Linked DNA regions of Mus musculus: region 2 is linked to region 1. Evidence: chromatin contacts called from ENCODE Hi-C data. All regions are on one chromosome and are shown on one strand. Each heading gives the region's core, a stretch centred on a gene start or an enhancer-like site at or near the end of the contact. The rest is flanking DNA. Distances are from core to core; before and after follow the strand shown.

Region 1 (4,790 bases), core at 1,451-3,950:
GCTGGTGTTTTCTTCTGAGGGTTCACTCTGGTCTGCAATTGTGATTTTTTGCAATTTAGTGATGAAGAGACTGTCGATGCTGCTGGAGATCTCTTCCTCTTGACTTGAAACAGAGTGCTGGGGGAGATGCTCCTTAACTTCGGATGAGGGCGCCCGGGCTCGGATGTGGGCAGCTGGGCTGCTGTTTACTGTGTAGCCAGCCTCCAAAGTCTCTTCATTGCCTCTGTGAGTGAGATGTGTAGGTCCCTGTGTTTCTGAGGTTGATTTAGATGACTTAATGTCTATTGAGGAACAGTCAGGATCTAATGATGAAGTATCAAGCATCAGGTCAGAACTCTGGGCCTTGTCTACATCGGTGTCAGCTCTTGTGGTTGCTTTTTGCCTTAGCTTACAGTCTACACTAACAGGATGAAACAGTTCACTTCTCCCTCTAACCTCTTCACGTTCTGAAATGGCAGCTTTCAGTTTGGCAACTGTGTCTGAGATCTTTTTACCTTTGTCGGGCAATTTGCAAATGAATTTTCTGTGGAGTGGAAAAAAAGAAACCAGCACATACATATTACAGGCATGTTTTTAAACATGGGGAACACAGTATTTAAAAGGCAAAATGGAATCAAAGAAAAGCTGGCTCTTAAAAGTTTAAAAAAAATTTTTTTTGATTTTTAAAAAATCTGGCTTAAGACAATAACCAAACACGTAAAATTATTCTAACCCCTCCCCCAAGGGAGTGCTCTGAATGGGAAATGAAATTCTCTCAGGGTGGAAAGTTTCACACCTGACCACAGGATGATGAGGTGTAGTCAAAACCCAAACTATGAGCAGGGCGTGGTGGCGCACGCCTTTAATCCCAGCACTTGGGAGGCAAAGGCAGGCGGATTTATGAGTTCGAGGCCAGCCTGGTCTACAAAGTGAATTCCAGGACAGCCAGGGCTACACAGAGAAACCCTGTCTTGAACCCCTCAACCCGCCCCCCCAAGCTATAAGGAACATGGTATAAAATTACCTTCAAGCCATGTGTAAGAAACAACTGAAACTTATATTTAAATTTGGGTCTTAACTCTACCCATACATTCCAAGCCTCCTAAAAATATAAAATAATGGTCTTAAGCACTTAGGAAAACATGGTTAGCCTGTACAATAAATATATGATAAGGACCAGTGGGTTTTAAGCCATGGTCTCTGAACCCCGATGAACTGAGGAATGCCAGAGGTTACATAATGGGATAACATCACTATCTTACAAAGGAAGATGGACTTGCTTATGTGGTTCTGTGTTTGAAAGAATTCTCAGTTGCTTCTGGCAAACTGCTAATATTTCTAGACTCAGCATATATAAACAGGAGTTCTTTGAGATGCCAAATAACTCTTAAAGAGTATAAAAATGTTCCAAGACCAGAAGGTTAATTCACTGCTAAAATTAACAACCCAATCTTGAAAAGTCAAAATACCTACCTGTTTCTAGTAGGAACCCCTCCTGCCAAATGGTCATTGGCTCCTTTCCCTCAGTGACAAAAATTCCCTTTCTGGTTCTTTTCCTTGGTTATATAACAAACAGGAGAAGGGGGCTAAACCTTGGGTCCTCTATTTTTCCTGATACATTTATTCCCACGTTTTCAACAGTATTAATGCCTCTCTGCAACTGAGTTCCTCTCGGTTTTTTTCAGCCTTCTCTCTCTTGTGCCTAATACTCATTCCTCTGGGTTTTAATCGGTTGGCTTTTAATTAACTAAATGCCTGCAATTACTCCCTCAACTGAATACGCCCAAAATAAAAAATTAACCTAAAATCCATCCCTCTCTCCCAATTTTCCCATTATTCTTTGTTGCTCCCCAGAAACTTCAACCACCTGTTAACTATTAATATATATTTGTCTCCAAATTATTACACCAGTTCCCCCAATCCCTCGATTGCCTTCATGGTCCATTTTTCCCTCCTTGCTGAAAAAAAAACCTCTCAGAAAATATCCTTTTGGCGTCTTCCTTCAATCCTGTTCCTAAACAAAGCTGCCTTTAGGCAATCAGCTATCATCTTCTCCCCACTACGCATGAACCAAACTTTCCAGCCCGCTCTCCAAATCTATGGTTGGGGAAAGAGTGGGGCTTCAGATAGAGAGAAGGAAATCCCACACGTTCCGATCAAGAGGCTTTGGTACCGGAGCTCGTTCAAAGCTGTAGTGCGAACATGAAATCGAGCAGGCGCGGCTGCCGAGTGAGGGCCGGGCAGCATGGAGCCATGCCCGCGCACAGGACAGGCCTGGCTCGGGAGGCCTGGCCACGCAAGGTCACCTTCGCGCGCCAGGCCGCGGGGCGGGGCGGGAGACCAAGTCCCCGGATCCCGATCCCTGAGAGCCTGTTCCCTGATCCCGATCCCCCGCAACCGCGACCCCAGGGCCACCGCTTACTCGTTGCGCAAAAGTCTCTCCTGGCGCCTCAACCTCTCCCGCAGCTCCGCCGAACTCTGCCGCCCCAAGTCCTCGGGAGCTGGGGGCTCGAAGCCGCGGGGCAGCGAGAACATTGCGCACGGGCTGCGGCTGGCGCGGCGGGCAGGGATCCCCGGCGGGGCCCACGGCGGGCGCTGGCTCCGCGGCCGGCGGCGACTCTGGAGCGCGAGCGGGAGTCGCCATTTTCCCGGAAGAGCACGGCTTCTCCGAGCCGAAGGGAGCTTTATTGAAATGCCGGAAACGGACAGGCCAGGACGAGGGGACGCCCGAGGAAGCGTGCAGGGGCGGAAGTTACATCACCGCCAAGGCGTCTGGGTTTGGCGGGCTTTCTCTGGATGGGCCTTTTGCTTTCCCGGCTTTTCGCCTGTGCACTGGGAAATATAGGACACTCAAGTCAAAGACTTACAAACTCACTTCTAATAAGTAAAATATGACGAAAGTAATAGAGCGTCGCATCTACGATTAAGCAATCAAAGTTTTGGACAAAAAATTTACAGGGATTCCTGAATGGACATTAATCACAGTTAAAATAAATAACGGGGTTATAATGATGGCTCAGTGGCTAAGAGGGCATACTGCTTTTGCAGTATGCCAGAGTTTGGGTACCAGTGCCCCTGTTGGGTAGCTTACAAATGCCTTTAGACTGCAGCTCCAGGGCACTTCACAAACTCTGGCTTCTCCAGACACCTGCGCACAAACACACACACATTAACATAATTTAGTCTTCAAAAAATAACAAGTGACCAATATAGCTAGCTATAATAAAATGCATATTAGAAACAATATAGTCAGGTATGGTCGTGCATGCCTTTAAGTCTGGCTGACTGAGTTCAAGGCCAGCCTGATCTACATAGTGAATTCGAGGTTGCAAAGTGACTCTGTCTCAAACAAAACAAGATTTGAATATTTGAGCAAGTCAGAATATCAGGAATTAGAAAGGTCGACCATGTCAACTGTTGGAAATAATGAAGAGCGACTGAGATTCCTACAGACTGCTAATGGGGGAGCAGAGGATGCAAAATAGTACAGCGTCTTTGGCAAGTAGTTGGACAGTTTCTGATTCGGGCTTTGCTGCCCTGCCCCTTTTTTATTGCTAGGCAGTATTGCATTGTGAGTTGTGTGTTTATGCTGAAGGATATTTGAGTTGTTTTCAGTTCTTAATGATCACAGATCAAGTCACTGTCAACATTTTTAATAGATGTTCATGTCAACATAAACTCTCATTTCTCTTAAGAGTGGGCTTATTAAGCCATATTAACAAAGGGAATAGAAAGGAAGAACGGCTCCACTCTTGACTTCCACGGCCTGAGAAATTCCTCTAATCTTTTAGGGATTTCAAACCAGGGTTTGTAACTTTGATGCTGAAAATATTCAGGACTAGGAGAATAGGAGTCTAATAAAAAATATTTTCATACAGGCCTAAGTATGAGTGTTCAGAGATATAAAAGTGCTCAAATGGAACATATACCCAGAGATGGGCATGGGCTTCTCAGGGAGAGTCACATTTCATTGTTTTTATAACACTTATACCTGATGGACTTCGAAACAATTATCTTTGAAGCATTGCTAAGAGATCTAAGAGACCACAGCATGTAGTTAGTTCTGGACAGTTAGGTTTCAGGAAGCCCATATATCAGATATGAACTCATTTTGGAAGATAGAAGAATTTTTGGTGATTAGATAAAAGCCAATATTCTTCAAGAACTTGTGAGGTGTTTTTACCATCCCCAGAAGGAGTCCTCCCTACAGCTGATCTTCCTACTTCTAATCCATGTGGTTTCTTCACTCCACACTTCTCTTGTGCTCTCTCACTATAACTTATCTCTTGCTATTTCCATTATTCTCTTCCCCTCTGCTGTATCCCTACCCCAATCATGTCCAATCTGCTTTTTCTCTCTGCTCTGGACCCTTCCGATGCCTCTGGATGGTTTCTCTTTCTTATTCCACAATGAAAAATCCCAAGCCTAATAACAGAGCAGTCATGTTGGCAGTTTCTTTACTGAGCTCCCTCACATACACTGACAAGATTATAACTGATAAGGTGAAAATATAGATCAGAGGGATGCAGGAAGGTAGAACACCTTCACTGTAAACACAGTTAACAGCCTTGTTTGAAATCCCAGAAAAATGTCTAGGGAAGAAATAAGGACTCGCTCAAAGCAGAACACATCCAGGACTTAAGTCTGGCTCACTGCTATTTTAACAGCAAGTCCTCTCTGTGAAAGGGATCTCTGCCAGCAGCCTTTGAAGCAGGTGTGCTAGAGTTCTTGCTTCTCAGCTGGCAAGAGACTTCAACAAGACTCTGGGGTGAGAGGATTCTTTCCCTTCCTGCCCGTCGCCATAGCTTTCC
Region 2 (4,790 bases), core at 1,570-4,069, 630 kb after region 1:
TTTAGTAATATGACATAGTTTACCAAAAGCAAGCAAATTTAACATTAATAATATTGCTTAGGAATCTAACTTTAAAAAATATCCTAATATAATTTGATTACAGGACAAAAATTTGGCCCTATGTCATTTAAAATAAGACCTTATTTTAATATAGAATTATCATTTTAAATTAATATCCACAAAATTACTTATTTCCTACAGTGTAAAACCCATTTTTTAAAATAAATACAACTTATTAATTATTGTTTGACTCAATTCTACTTTTTATGCACATAGATTAAACAATACTTTTATCCATTTTAGAGCCTAGGATTTAATAACACTAATGATCTGAAGATATATTAAATGTCTGCATATATAAAAGGAACACCCGTGAACCACAAAGCTTTCTTCAAGCACTTTTCTAAATACAGTCATGACACAATCCATCATGCTCAAGACAATTTTCAATCTTAACATTCACAAAAAGAGCAACTTTAAGTCCATGCTAAAATTCTTTAAAACATCCAAGCAATCTTCAGAACAACTCTCCAAGTTTGAGGCGCTAGTAGTTTATAATTGTAACCGGACAGTGTAAAAAAATGGTGTGGCAGGCACTAAAATGCTTTATAGACTTTTCTACTAAAATATGTCAGTGCTCTGAAATAGAAATTTCTGATTTTCAACATCGTCTTACCTGACCCGCTGAACTGACTACTTCCCAGTGTTGTTGGTCTCGTTTTCCCACTATTAACAGGTGGAGAAAACATCTGCAAAATAACCCAAATGTACCTATTAATCTTAAAATTCTTCTATATTCCTTGCAAAGAAAAGTTCACCAAGTGTCATCAATTAGGTTCCTAATTTTCATAGAGAATTTGAAATAAAAATGGAAGACCCATTCAGACCAAGGCTGGCAATAACAAGTGATATTATTTACTAATATTGCTTGAGAGAACCGGTGACATTTGCTATGAAAACCCAGCCACAGGCAAGATTACAAGATAATTAAGTTTAAACAGTAAATTTTTACCCATGATCTTCACTTTGGCCCTAAGTGATTCTCATTACATTAACATTACTTAATAAGCACTTGCAATCAGAATCATGTCCGATGAAATTACCACATACAGGAAAGATAATAACAGTTCTAATACAGCAGGTATTGGCCCTGCCTTCTAGGAGCAGTTAACGTTGAAATTCAATCCATTAGTAAGAAATAAGGGCAATGGGCTCTATAGCTTCACCTTTTATTTTTAAATCATTTTCCATATTACATATGCAGACGGCATATGTATACTTAAAGCAGTCAGCTCACAAGGCTGGGAATTCTAGCGCTGGGGTTGGCTTTTTTGAAGCTGGCATCTCTCAGGTACCACAGGCTAAATGAAGTCGTGGGGAGGGAAATGCTGAGAAGTCTTCAGGAAAAAAAATATTTTTTTTCTTTCATATAAAGTCTAAAATCTCTAATAATTATCAGAAGGGAGTGACTCAACCAGAGCTCATGATTACATTGTTCTTCTTTTAACTAGTTAAATCAAATGACCCCTCTGGCATTAAAGTTTGAAATCTGCAAGTCTAGACATTACATCAAAGTTCAGGTGTCCAACTTGGGGGAGCTGGACTCCAGCCCTGAGAACTAGCGCTGAAAAGCAGATGGAGTTGCCCGCTGCCATGTCGCTTTCCCCCCTTTTCTCTCTTGCTCCCGATCTCGGGAAACCTCAGCAGAACCCCAAGATGCGGAGGAAAGCTCTCATACCGCACTGAAGTCCAGCAGGTCGCTCAGCTCCTTGTCGGTCCCTATCGCGGCCATGCGCTGCTGCTGGGGATTCATCTTCAGCCACTTCTAGCAGGTCCTAAGGCAGAGAAGACAGGCTGAGCCGCGGACACCCGGACGCTCGACGTGAGAAGGAGAGAGAGGGAGAGAGAGAGAGAGAGAGAGAGAGAGAGAGAGAGAGAGAGAGAGAGAGAGAGAGAGAGAGAGGCAGCGCTCGGGGTGGGGGGCGCCGAGCGACACGCCAGATCCCCACGCATACCCGAAGGACAGTGACGGAAGCCGCTCCGACACGGGAGCCCACGCGTGGCTCCGTGGCTCCCGCAAGTTTCCAAGGTGGCTCGGCTTCGGGGTGCCCCCGGGGAGGAGTACGGAGCGAGCCCGCGCCCAGCGAGGGAGCGAGAAAGCGGCGGCGACCCGGAGACCAAGTGACTCACTCGCTCAGCAACAATAGAGCTGACAAGTTGCGGGGAGCGCGCCGCTCGCAGGCCCGCGTCTGCGGCCCGGACGTCCCCAGCGGGGGTCCCCGGCTTGGTTGAGAGCGCCCCACGCGCGTCCGCGCCCCGCAAACTCCCGCCCGGCCTCCACCTCCCACTTGGGCCGCCCTGCCCCGGACTCGCGGAACAATGAGGCGGGCTCGGCGGCTCCCCGGCCCCGAGCGCCGAGCCCCGAGCGCCGCGCAGGCCGAGCGCCGCTGCCCGGGCCTGGACCCCGCAGCTCGCGCCTCCGCCCCGCCGCGCGCCGCAACTTGGACGCGGCCCCGGGCTCCGCGCCGTACAAAGGGACCTGAGTTCCGCACGTCCCGCCCGCCGCCCGCGGTTACCTGCCGCCCGGGCTCCGCATCCAACCTTCCCGATTAAAGTTCACTTTGGCCGGGAGCGCGGGCTCAGGCTTTCCCCCTCCCCACGCGCCGCCGGCGGCTGCGTTGCCTCGGGCCCCCGCGAGTGCTTGAGTCGGCGCGACTCGGGCGGCTCTCGGGCTTAGCCGCCCGTGGCTCCCCGGGCGGGCTGGCTGTCCCCCCGATAGAACTTGTGGGTCTCCTCAGGCGGACATTTTTTTTTTTTTCCGCTGAGGCGGCCTCAGCACCGAGCTCCGCTCGCCTCCGGATCCCTCCGCGCCTCAAGCGCGTCGGCTTAACCCCTCGCTGCCCGGCGCGCTCCCGCCTCCCGCGCCGAGGAAGTGGGACCGCGGAGGGGGCGGGGAGGCACGGGGCGGGGCGGAGCGGCGGACGGACAAAGCCCACGGCGGGCGGCGGCCGTCTCCTCAAGCTCACTGCGCCCCGAAGTGCCGCGACGGGGACGCAGCTGGGCAGCATCTGGATCTGCCACCCGCAGCCATTCCGGAGCTCAGCCACGCCGGACGCGGGAGGCGAGGCCGGCTGTGGAGCCGCAGCTGTGGTGGGCGGACTCTGTGGGAAAAGCGCAAAGCCCCTCACGCCGCGCTCATCAGCTTGCTCACCTGAGCGTGCCGTCCCACCTGAGCCCCGCGCTGCAACACCAAGTTCTGGGAAAGGATTGCGCCTGGCCTTTGCTGTAACCAGAGAGACAGCCCCAGGAAGTTAAGTCTTGATGAGCAAGTTCCGAACTTGGCCTGAAGAAGCCCCAAAGAAAAAGGGGAAAAATTCGGCCTTGGAAGTTAAGGTTTACTTGAGGGGAAGCTAAGGTGATTGTGTTGAGGTCTGCGAGCACAGAGAAGACCAGCCAGGCCCAAGCAGAAGAAACACTCGAGACAAGCATCCAAAGAAACGAATTGAAGACAGTGGCCAACTCTTGAGTATCCTGACTGTAAGAAGGAGCCGTTGGCCTCAGAAGTTCATATAAAGAAGATAGTTAAATGTGCCATTGCTGTACTTACTGCAACCAGAGCTGTCCAACCAGAGAAGCAAATTAAGGTTTATATGTGGGACCTCCGTATAGACCATTCCAGAACTAATGGTAGCCTACTCACCCCCAAAGCCAGTCCCACTTAGGTACATACATGCTTTGGCAACTTGTGGAGTGTGTCTCCATCCTAAACAAAGTAGCATGATTTCACCTAAAAAATGATAACGATCCCGTTTCCAACTAAGACTAGCGGATGGTTAACCCACATACAAATAGGCAATTTGCTGAAGTCTTTGAGAACATTTTTGCAAATGCTATAAAAAAAAAAAATGAATGTCATCTTCCAAACTCAAGATCTAGCCAGAGTAAATCAAACAGACAAGAAGAAAGTCTTCGCAAGGAGAGATCTGATCTTTGATGATGTTTCCAATATAAATCAAACAGTTCTGAGCCAAGTCTAGCATCATTGATTAAATGAACAGGGTTTGGTTATCCGTAATTTGGTGTATACAAAAGTGAGGCAAAAAGCAGTCACAGAACAACCAGGAAATTTGATTAGGTAACTGGTAAAGCCATATTTCTGTGGTACAATCTCTAGGGAAGATGCTGAGGTTTGGTCTTCTGCTATGCATTGTAATACTAACTACTGGCCTGGTTGCCCCCAGGGATGAGAGAATCTGCACTTAGGTAACCTTGTCCCCAAGTTATCCCTGATTGGTGAATAAAGATACCCACTGCCTATGAGCAGAAGAGAGATAGGCAGAGTTTTGGTTCTTGGGCTTGGGGTTCCCAGTCAGGAACCAGGAGGAGAGGGTAGTAGGTAGAGAGAAGAGAGCACACCATGGGGTAGGTGAATCATGAAAACATGGCCATGAGAGCTGGCCACTTGGAGTTAAGGACAGCCAGATGAAATGTGGCAAGTTACAACTCGGGGTTATTGATAGGGAAGTAGACATAATAGCTTAGAAGGTAGATATCTGACCAGATCTAGTACATTAAAGGGTCATTATAAATATAAAAGTTGTGTGTCTTTTGTCTGAGAATTGAATGATCAAAAGCAGAGTAGAAACCCCTGATTGAGATAAATAATTACTACAAGAAGAAGGGGTGGCATGAAACCATGCGAGATGTATGCTGTTTCCAAGGCAAAGGAGAGGCAGCTTATACTGCTCACACAGCTATTTTAGAGGACATCAGAGGATTCACTTTGAAAG

The links. A loop is a pair of places that touch in the nucleus more often than their neighbours do.
Region 2: a map of T-helper 2 cell shows a loop between it and region 1 (4-fold over the local background). The contact joins the promoter of Tcf12 here to the promoter of Polr2m in region 1. A Hi-C loop is called at or near these places in 2 of 37 maps with a recorded cell type or tissue (T-helper 17 cell and T-helper 2 cell).

The regions. Positions count from the first base shown.
Region 1 is chr9:71,483,283-71,488,072 of GRCm38, forward strand. Polr2m (polymerase (RNA) II (DNA directed) polypeptide M) reads right to left here and starts at 2,701. Exons shown (of 4, transcript NM_178602.3): 1 at 2,402-2,701; 2 at 1-523. The coding sequence starts at 2,514.
Region 2 is chr9:72,109,000-72,113,789 of GRCm38, forward strand. Tcf12 (transcription factor 12) reads right to left here and starts at 2,820. Exons shown (of 21, transcript NM_011544.3): 1 at 2,577-2,820; 2 at 1,739-1,835; 3 at 677-749. The coding sequence starts at 1,813.